Regions from separate parts of the Homo sapiens genome. Here region 2 is linked to region 1. Evidence: read pairs that join two places in POLR2A ChIA-PET (ENCODE). Cell type or tissue: A673. All regions are shown on one strand. Links, peaks and the distances in the headings refer to the core of each region. The heading gives the core; the rest is flanking DNA. Region 1 overlaps SHTN1 (shootin 1). Region 2 overlaps VAX1 (ventral anterior homeobox 1).

What was found. Peaks named below come from ENCODE experiments on the same cell type or tissue, not always from the same donor. Only the 100,000 strongest peaks of a DNase experiment are listed, where the experiment ranks them.
Region 2: POLR2A ChIA-PET joins it to region 1 with 5 read pairs; 2 of 35 experiments call an interaction of 5 or more read pairs at or near these places.

The regions. Positions count from the first base shown.
Region 1 is chr10:116,924,726-116,930,097 of GRCh38, forward strand. SHTN1 (shootin 1) reads right to left here. Exons shown (of 17, transcript NM_001127211.3): 10 at 5,124-5,277; 11 at 3,067-3,166. Among named protein-coding and RNA genes, the nearest start is that of SHTN1, 78 kb to the right of the region's middle. In A673, for the core only: no CTCF peak of the experiment used is centred there; no DNase peak of the experiment used is centred there.
Region 2 is chr10:117,132,475-117,137,846 of GRCh38, forward strand. VAX1 (ventral anterior homeobox 1) reads right to left here. Exons shown (of 3, transcript NM_001112704.2): 1 at 5,342-5,372; 2 at 3,998-4,185; 3 at 816-2,109. The coding sequence ends at 1,534. Among named protein-coding and RNA genes, the nearest start is that of VAX1, 3.1 kb to the right of the region's middle. In A673, for the core only: a CTCF peak has its summit at 2,307; DNase peaks (open chromatin) are centred at 397, 1,097, 2,407, 4,637 and 2 weaker places; H3K4me3 peaks cover 4,835 bases; H3K27ac peaks cover 5,000 bases.

The DNA.
Region 1 (5,372 bases), core at 278-5,277:
TCAGTGGAGAATTTTCACCTATTTTTTTTTTTTTTTTTTTTTTTTTTTTTGAGATGGAGTCTCGCTCTGTCGCCCAGGCTGGAGTGCAGTGGCGCAATCTTGGCTCGCTGCAAGCTCTGCCTCCCAGGTTCACACCATTCTCCTGCCTCAGCCTCCCAAGTGGCTGGGACTACAGGCACCCACCACGCCTGGCTAATTTTTTTTGTATTTTTAGTAGAGACGGGGTTTCACCATGTTAGCCAGGATGGTCTCAATCTCCTGACCTTGTGATCCGCCCGCCTCGGCCTCCCAAAGTGCTGGGATTACAGGCGTGAGCCACTGCGCCCGGCCTTCACCTGTTAGTTTTTCAAGAGGTGTTCGTCATGTCCACTGTGATAGTTATTTTGTGTGTCAACCTGACTGGGCCACGGGGTGCCTGAGATACTTGGTTAAACACTATTCTGGTGTTTCCATGAGGATGTTGTGGATGACATTAACATTTCAATCAGTAGACTGAGTAAAGCAGATGGTCCTCCCTGAGGTGGGTGGCCCTCAGCCAATCATTTGAAGGCCTAATTAGAACAACAAGGCTGATCCTCCCTCAACTAACAGGGAATTCCTCCTGCCTGACTGCCTTCTAACTGGGTTATTGGCTTTTTCTTGCTTTCGAACTTGAACTGAAACACTGCCACTTCCTGGGTCTTGAGCCTGTCAAACTTTGGAATAAAACTACACCATAGGTTCTCCCAGTTCTCAGGCCCTTAGACTCAGCCTGGAACCACACCATTGACACTTTTGGGTGTCCAAGTTGCCAACTCACCCTACAGATCTTGGGGTTTGACAGCCTCCATAATCACATGAGCCAACTCCTTATAATAAATCTGTATTTATATCTGCCTATATCTGTATCTATAGATATACACATTCTATTGGTTCTGTTTCTCTAAAAAAAGCACTTAATAGCCTCAACCCTCTCCCCATGAACTATATCTGCATAGAACCTGTCCTACTTTCACTACCACTGGGACAAAGTGACCAAGGTTTGCCTTCTTCCTCTTTCTTCTATCTATTCTTGGAGTCAAATGAGTGGGAAGAGAAGGGAAAAGCAGTAAGCCACTTAAGCTACAGGCCCTAGTCTTTTTTTTTCTTCCCACTTTCATTTCTAACCATGATTTACATCAGGATAAAACAAATAGATCAGGAACAAAGTTAGAAAACTTTGATTTGTGAATTCAAAATCCACTCAAACTCAATACATGTGCAAATATACCTCTTTGACAAGAAAGCACTCCTCACAAAAAAAAAACTCTTTTCTTTAAAAAATTATGTCCTATACTATTTAAATTCATCTTAAAATAAAAATCATATTATTCAATAAAATTTTCTTTAAAGAGCCTTATAAAAGAGTTCACACTTGAGACACAAATAGTCCTGAACATTCGTTTCTCAGCGTAACTGTAAAGTGCTCTTTGGGAAAAAAAATTCTACTTAGGTTATACTTTACTTTTAATTCTAGGGGCTCTCAACATTTCTGAGAATAAAAATTAAAGGCCAACAGCAAGACTGTAATTACTTTTTAATCGTTCTCCCTCTTCATGGACAGAAGTGACCTTTCTTATCAGCTCAAAATCCCAGACCTTAGAGAAAGATCAAAGTGATGAATTTCCAATTTTAAATGTCAAATCCAGAATATCTCCTACAGATTTAGCTACCCAGGAGAGAAAGATTTTAAAATACCTGAAATTCTTTCAATTGACTCTTGGATCGATCACGTGTAAAAATTATTTTGCCTTAACTACTTCAATGGCTTAAAGTAGATTATGTCATACCCTACTCAGTAAGGAAAACTAATGAGAATCTTTTTAAAAGGCAAAGTCCCATTTTCATAGTTGTGTGGGAGGAACATGCTACGCATTCTATTCAGATGGATCAGCAAAGGTGCAAAGTATGAATAAATGGCCTCTCTGTGTGAAAGGATTAAACAAATCACATGAGTTAATGAAAGGTTTAAAAAAAAAAAAAACCCTAGAAAAAGTTTTAAAATGCCATTTGTTAAAGAATAAATTATACAAAAGCAGCTAACATCATGACATGAGCATGTAAGCTGTCACCATGGCAAGGAGGTTGTCTTATGTAATTCTAGATGGTGGCATGTGGAACCACAAAAAAGGCAAAATTTGACTCTAAATCTCCTAGTGTGTATTGTGCTCAAGTGATGTACATAATGCCATCATGTCACCTTAGGCTTCAGAAAATACGAATTCCTGTCTGCATATGTGACTTCCTGCCACAAGAATTTAAACATAATCTATCTTTCTTATGGACGGTTCCTCTCTTAGCATTACTAAAGGTATAAATATGAGGTTAGGGATAAAAGTAATTAATACTTCTAGTTTAATTACTAGTTTATAACAATTAGCATGTTTACGTTTTCATTTAGTATTTTTATTTTTAAAATAATTGAACAAACCACAGCTTTTCAAATTTGAATTAGCAAGACAGAAAAGTAAACACATTCTGGAAAAGCTCAAAATTCCTTGTTCTTACCATTAAAGGAAATCTTAATGTTATTGAATGAAATTTGTATACTACAAGAAGGGAATAATATATTGGCTTGTTAGGCCATTCTCATGCTGCTAATAAAGATATACCCGAGACTCGGTAATTATAAAGGAAAGAGGTTTAATTGACTCACAGTTCCACATGGCTGGGGAGGCCTCACAATCATGGCGGAAGGCAAGGAGAAGCAAGTCACATCTTACATGGCAGCAGGGAAGAGAGAACTTGTGCAGGAGAACTCCTCTTTATAAAACCATCAGATCTCATGAGATTCACTATCATGAGAATAGCATGGAAAGACCCACCCTCATGATTCAATTACCTCCCACGATACGTGAGAATTGTGGGAGCTACAATTCAAGAGGAAATTTGGGTGGGGACACAACCAAACCATATCACTGGCCTTTAGAAAAATTTCCAAGAGAAGCATCAGCTAGTATCTTTCATGCTTTTAAGATGACTCCTCTTATGGCACAATCTGATGGAGAAGAACATTTGATGCAGAGCAGTCTTCCTGGATGTGCTTACCGGATAGGATTGGGAGGTGGAGGGGGAAGTGGTGGTGGAGGAGGAGGTGGTGGAGGTACTGAATTCTCAGACTGGTTCACTCGTTTCTGGAGTTCATCAACTGCACAGAGAGCAAACATTCAGAAGAGAGCTGAAATAAGCAACTAAACATTGTTTATACATGTGAAAAAAAGAACATAACCTTTCTCAAAAGTAAGTTCTTTTTATTAAGGCAAAATTAGAAATTTCAATATGAAATTACAGACCTTTTTAAACTTTTCACTATCTAGTCTATTGCTAATGCAAGAGAGGACTCCTATCCATCAATATTAAATGTTATCTTTTTGCTGTATATACAACTTTAGAAAAGAAAAAAATTAAAAACAATGGCTGAAGGGTAGGAAGGAGTAGGCTGAAGAAATATTTGTTAACAACGAAGTATATGACTCAAACACTAAGAAATTGTTAATACTTTAAAAGTGTACAGACCAAGAATTAATTTTAAAGATGACATTTAGTAATGAAATTTAATAGCTGCATACTTCTCTCCCCTGCTTAATTTCCTTCAAAAACTGCAAATACTAGAGTCTTTGATTTTAACCAGATTCAGCTTCCTAAATCTGTAACTCAGAAACTTTTTGCTCTTTTGAAGAGATTTCTGGAAATGTATCGTATTCCTTCAAGTCTTTCATGAGGAAGGCATTTTACTAAGCACCAATGATGTGAAAGTGCCTATGAATGGTGCTACAGGAGACGTAACACCTGACTTCAAAGAACTGAACTTAAGTTGATATCACAGGTGCTAATACCTATGAGATAATGGGTAAAAGGTGCTGCATACTGTTGGCACTCAGAGGTAGCTCTCCCCATCCACAGCCATTCCACTTTCCCCGACTGAGTGTACCCTCAGGGATCTGTCCATTTGTATTTACCCTCAACACTTAAATAGGCAGTGTGGGCTATGCTCTCCAAAACTGAGAATCCTCTAGTCTTTTTATGTGCATGCACCTATCCCTCCAAGGGGAATCTGAGTTCTCTGAAGACAAAAAGCATGGTTTCTTTTCTTCTGTATTTCTTATTGTTTCCTAGGATAGGGCTGGGTACACACACAGCAGATAATAAGTATTAATAGAAGGCATTCAGATTTGAACCTTATATATTTCCAGTGTCTGCCTCCTCTATTCATAATAAAGATGGCTTTGGCTACAGGCTACTCTGATATTCACTAAAAAGAATGAAATACTTCTTAATTTTGGATCAATTAAAAAATAAATTATAATCAATTTTCATTGTGGATTAGAAAGCACTGAATGCTTTTAGAAGGAAAAAAGGCCTACATGGTTCTTCTGCATAGGTTTCAAAATTCTAGTATAAAATTAACCAAAAATATCTGAAGTGAATATTGAAGCTATTATAAAGGGAATGTACCTGACTTCTTAAATTACCGACCTTCCAACAGAGACTTACACATATGCCCGTATAGTAATCTAACTCGCACATTCCCGTTAAGCCTTCTAGAACTGAATGAATAAATCTTTTGATTTAAGTATCCCCTGGTGTTTCTAAAGATTTTCCATTTAATAGATATATTGTTGCCCAGTTCATTGTTAGGTACAATATAGAAAGTATTATTTCATGTGTATTATTAGACACCAAAGATGAAGGTAGTATGAACACCAAAGATGAAGACAGTATTTTTAAAAAGTTTAATTCTTTCTAAAAATGCACTCTAAGTGAACAAAATAAAGTACATAATGAACATTCATCTCTGAAGCTCTGAAAAATGCTGAAAAGTTGGTCTTCCTAGGCTAACGGTATCTCTGTGTCTAAATTCTGTATATGATGTTCACAAGGGCTCTAAGTCCAAAAAATTAGTCTAAATATTTTTGAATTATTTAATACAGCAGCTATTCTACTGAATTGCAATGGTTAGAAATTAAGGAATTTCAAAACAAATCTTGGTATTTTTCCACAGCATTCAGTAAATGTTCTAGACTAACTATATGCCAGGTTTTGTACTAGGCATGAGTAATTCAAAGATTAATAGTAAGACATAGTAGCCTACTCAATGCTTTTACCAGAGTGCTTTAAATTTCTGGCTTTCTCTTCAGAATTCTGATATTTCAATTCCAATTCCTTTTTATCTTCCTCTAGAAGCTCCAGTTGCTGTTTGAGGTTGTGTATTTCTTTGTGGAGTGTTTCATTTTCTAGTTGCTCTTCTAATTCTTTGACCTATAAGTTATTTAAAAAAAAAAGACTTTTATGGCTGACAGTTTTTCCTTTGTCAAAGAAAAGAAAGGGAAAAAATAAATATTTCCCTTTGACTG
Region 2 (5,372 bases), core at 272-5,271, 210 kb after region 1:
TGCCTAGAAAAAAAAAAAAGATGAAAAAGAGGGGGAGAGTTTCCGACGTAAATAATTTACAATAAAATTACTATTTTAAAAAAGTGTTTTTCGCTTGCTTCAGATGGATGAATACATTCTAGACACTGCGGCACCTCGCAGTCTGGGTCTGTGATTTTGGTTAAAATGTGGGTGGCCGTGGCTGTAGGGACGATCGCCGCTGCGCAGGGTAAGGAAAGAGGGTGTCGCGGTTCGTGTTCTGATTTGGGACCACTGAAACCCTAAGACTGGGGAGGCGAGGGGAGTGTCTTTCCTATCAATCACACAAGACGCTATCTGGACTCCGAGACTACTGCTAGAGGAGGCCCGACCACCCAGCGGCGTCCCTGCCTCCCCTTCCGCAAAGAACTGCTCAGAAATCCAGACGTTTCCTGCGTGCAGGAAGGGTTTTGTGAATCCGGGTGTTTGGGAGAGGAGGCAATGAGTGCTGACTCGTTTTCCAAACCGAGCAATTGTGCCCGAAGCTACGCGCCTGGGAGGCCGTAGGGTGAAGCGCCGGCTGCGCAGGCTACCGCCGGCAGCCGCTTTGCTCTTTCCTGGAGGAGTGGGAAGCTGTCGGCCACCGCCCCGAACAGGCTCGGAGAAAAGATTCTGAATTTCCTTTGATTAGCGGCGTTACCTTTTCCTTTGCTTTTCCCCCATTAAATTCCTGTTTAAAGTTACAACACCCAGAACCTTAATTTTGCATTGCCCTGTGGGGCATTCTGTATCCTGAATTTTCTTACACCTTCCAAATTTCATCATTGGAAGTATTTAAAAACTGGTTCCACTTCATCTGGTTTTACGTAGCAATTGCTTTTATTGCTGATTAGATCAAATTTATCAGTGTCGTTGCCTACTACGACGTTTGTTACTGTTTCCTGGGGTCGGGGGTGGTTGTGATTGGAGTTGCCCTAAAGGGGAGAAAAACCGCAGGATTTGCCCGCCAGGAAGCTGTGTTGTGTACCGACTATCCCGAGAGGTCCGCAAAGCGGGGCCCAGGGGCTCCCACAAGCCCTGGTTTCCCTGGCAAGAGGAAGGAACGTCCTCCTTTTTTGGTCTAAAGAAACCTGGAAGCCCCTGGGGTCTGCGCGCAGTTTTCCTCTTTCAAATATTCCTAGGAATAGTCGGCAGCGGCAGCAGCCGCAGCAGCCGCGGATCTAGAGCAAACGTCCTGTGCTTTGGAGTTAGAACCAGTCTTTTCCCTCCTGGGCTGGGCACGGGGTCAGGGCATCAGGTTGACTAACTCGGGCATTTTTCCCAATTCTTTGGATCGCTCCTGGATTCAGAAGGAAGTTGGGGGTTGGGGAGGAATCTCAGAGGAAAGGTAGTAGAAAAAAAAAATAGCCCGAATGAGATGAAATTGGTAGCAGAGTCTAGTGGGAAAGGAGAGCTGTCAGAGGCCTGGTGGGAGCCAGGAGCCCAGCGCAGGAGCTCTGGGCACCTAATGCGCGTGAGTCCATAAATATCACCACAATAGATACTATAAATATAAATACAGGGAAACACTTAAAATCAGTCCAGCGCTTTTTTCTCGGCCCCTTCTTTATTGTTGGTCCGGGAGTAAGGCTCGAAGGCCGAGGAGCTCAGATATCGGGCGGAGAGTTCTTGCAAATTCCCAGCTAGCGAACCAGCCATTGTTAACGGGGCGGAGGACAGGCGGCTGGCGACGGAGCCGAGCAGCGAGGGCACCGGCAGGCTGAAGAGGCTGTGGCCCGCGGCCGGGGCGCCTGCGTGCAATCCCCCCGGCCCGGCGGGCCCGGGACCTGGAGCACCGCCCACAGCCGGCGGGTGCGGGGATGCAGCGCCCGCTGGGCCCGGGGCGGCGGCGGCGGCTGCGGCGGCCGAGCCTGCAGCGGCGCCCGCGCCCAGGGCCGGCAAGCTGGGCCCGCGCAGCGCTGAGCCGAGAGCGCCCGTGGCGCAAGGCGGCAGCAGCGCAGGCAGGCCGGGCGGCGACAACAGGCGGCCCTGCTCCAGCAGCCGTAGCACGCTGCACGTGGCCGCGGTCTCCGACACCACCGAGCGTAGCTCCGAGTCCTTGCCCTGGTCCTTCTTCTGCTTGGTGCGCCGGTTCTGGAACCAGACCTTCACCTGCGCGCCGGGGTGCGGGGAGAGTTGGAGAGAGGGGCAGGGAAGACCAGCGTCAAAGGAAGCGAGCTCCCGGGGCGCGCGGCTCCGGGGCTCTCCCCAAGTCCCAGCCCTATCCGCAGCCCCACCCAGCAGCCGGAGGGGTCCGGGCCGGGGCGCTGCTGGGGGAGCTGGCGCCGCCACGAGGGGGACACAGCTGCTCCACCGGGCTGCGCTTCCGGGTCAGGGAAGCAGGCCCAGGCAGGCGCCGCTTACACAGAACAAAGTAATAAAATGCCCACGGCAGGAACTCGAAGGAAGACCGGAAAGGGTTTCACTGGCTTCCGCGCTACCCCGCAGCGGTGTTTGGGGCTCACAGATGTGTGAATCAGTGCAGTCCCAAAGCCGGAATTTCCGGTGGAGGGTGTGAGGCCCTAGGGTGCGGGTGCGGTGAAGGAAGAGGGAAGAAGGAAGAGGGAAGTGGGAAGAGAGGCGGGGAGGGAGTATTGCCCAGCCTTTCTGGACCCAGGCCCCTGGCCCAATGCGCTCGGATTTAGTCCTAGAAGCACTACTCCTGGTGAAGGCTACAAAGGACCATTTCCTGCTTAAGACGTGACCATTAGCTAGCAGCAAGCAGGGAAAGTGGCTGCAGGAGAATAATATGTGCGGGAGACTTTATGTAGACCGAGATTTCTGCACCTCTTCTCACCAGATAGCTGCATTGAAGGGTCTGGTGATACTCTTAGTTTATCTCTCCACTGGTCTGAGTCATGAACTTGGAATCATGGGAGAAAGTCAGGAGGCTGAGGTGGATTGAATATTCCCCACTAACCTCCCCTCTCATTCTTCTGCCCCTCTGCAGGCCTAGCAGTGGCCCAGAAGAGTTTTGCAGCAATAGGCAAAGACTATCCTATCTAGATTTTATAAACTAAGAGGAGTAGTAGCAGAGAGAATAGAAAAAGCTACCATACCAACTCAAACTCAAAAAGAACACCCCTATCTGTTCTGTCAGTCCTCAGCTTTCAGCCCAGATCCCGGACCTAAAATGCTCTCCACCTGCTTCAGGGTTGGGCATGGGGAAAAGGATCAGTCTTCAGAAAGAAGGCTGCCGTAGCTAGGCCAAGCTGGTGACATGCCACTTGGCAAGTTCTTGGGTCCTCTCCTGGGCCCAGAGCCCACATGGCCAGCTCCAAGGGGCATCATATGGATTTAATGTAAAGGGAAAGATCTAAAGCACAATCAGCAGTACTGGCTTCTGGGTCCTAGATCTCCTTCCCATCACACACCTCACACATCACTGGCCCAGAAGACAGGGTCTCCTAGGTGCTCAGGGCTGGGGCCAGCTCAGAATGGGGAAAGCCTTCCTTTAAGGGTCAGGGCAGCCTGATCTGCACAGGCAGATCTCCAGGAGGGCGTACACCTAATTCCTGGGAATCACCCATGGTGCTGGGGCAGGGGGTGTTAGATCTAGCCTCACTCCTGTAGAATGGGCCTGGACGCTGAGTACAGCTGGGTGGGCCCACAAGGGGTGGGGCCTAGAAATCTAGCCAAAATGGGGTACCCCAAACAAGGGCAAAAGTCAGTTCTTTGTAGAGCAGAAGCTCGAAGGAAATGCTCAAAACCGGGGGACAATAAAAATTCCAAAAGGACAGGATTTGGGGCCTTCTGGGCCTAGGCCAAGGTGGATAAAACATGGGCCCTGGAGGATTTGGGGATGGCAGGAATGGTGGGGGGAAAGGATGTATTATCTAGGGGAAGGAATCCTTAGGCCTGTCTTACCCATCCTTCCCATCTCCTCCACCTCCCAAGGGTAGTTCTGTCCAGAGCAGGTTAGGAGGTGAAGAGCAGGCTAGGTAGGGGTGGTGGGGAGGAAGGCTGGTGCAGAACTGTGTGCGGCCTGGTCGCCGGGTACCTGGGTCTCGGAGAGGTTAAGCTGCCGGGCGAGCTCGGTCCTCTCGCGGCCCACCACGTACTGGCAGCGCTGGAACTCCATCTCCAGCCGATAGAGCTGCTCCGCGGTGAAGGACGTGCGCGTCCTCTTAGGCCGGTCCAAGTCCAGGCCCTTGGGCAGGATGATCTCTCGGATGGACCCCTTGGCATCTGGGGAAGGGGAGATGTCAGCCGCCAGAACCCTCCCGTCCCCCTCCACCTCCTTGGCCCGAGCTGGATTTGGGGACACAGTCCCCAGAAGCGTGCAGTTTTGGGGATGGGGGGCGGGGTGCGGAGCGCGACCACAACCAGGTAGCAAAGACACTGTGTGGAGGGCAAGGGGCCTAACTCCATACCGCTGACCGAAGGAGGGACCACACTTTGTCTTTTTGTAGAGTCCTCCAGACAGGGGAGAGAAAAAAATCCAATCAATTCCACATAGGCGGACGTTTCTTCCGGCCTGGGGGGGCCTCGGCTGAGCCTTCCGGGTCCCCTGTAGCCTGAGGGTACCCTTGTCGCCCCGCCCGGGTCCTGCGGGCCCCAGCTCTGGGCTTGCCGACCAGACCGTGATCCAGACGTCCCCACCCCCACCCTCGAGTCTCCTTCCCTCCGGAGTCCGCGCGGCGGAAGGAGGAGGGACTGAGTCGGGGCCGGCCGGGCCCGGAGATCTGCTGCTGGCTGGGGCGGCGCCGGGCCGGGGCCCGGCCTCGCAGCCTCCGCCGCCGGGGCTAAGTGCACGCCGCGCCATCCGAGAGCGGCAGAGCAGAGCACCAAAGCGGCAACCGCGGCTCCGTAACCAAGCCCAGCTGCCTCTCCCGGCGGCAGCGGTCGGGCACCGATCGCGGCCGTGGGGTCCTCGGCCCAGTGCACTAACTGGCAGGGCCGTAGCCCGCGATCGGCAGCTGTTCTCCGGGGCTCGCGTTCCCCCTTGGGTGCGCTCAGCCCTCCAGAGCGCGGGAGTCCCCTGGCCGGCTCCCGGCAGGTCGTCCGGCCCTTGGAGCGCGCACACCTCCTCCCGGAGTTTTCTGCTCCTTTCCCGGGTCGGAGGCCGCAGCCCGATGCCCGGCCGCACCCGCGCAGCCCCTCATCTCCCCCCGCAGCCCGGTCAGCGGGGCCCCTCCGGGCGTGGAGGGCCGAGGCCCCTGGAGAGCGCACCGGAGAGTCCCAGGCGCTTGTCCCCAGCCGGACTCGGGGCGGGGAGGGCCAACAACTTTCTCCCAAGTCCCAGCCGGCACTCCTTCCCACCGGCCTGTGTCGGCGGCAGCGCGCAGCTCCGGCCCCGGAGTCGACCCCAAAGAACGCGCCTGGCAGCCCTGCCCATCCCTACCTCGGACCAGGATCCGGCGGCAGTAATCCGG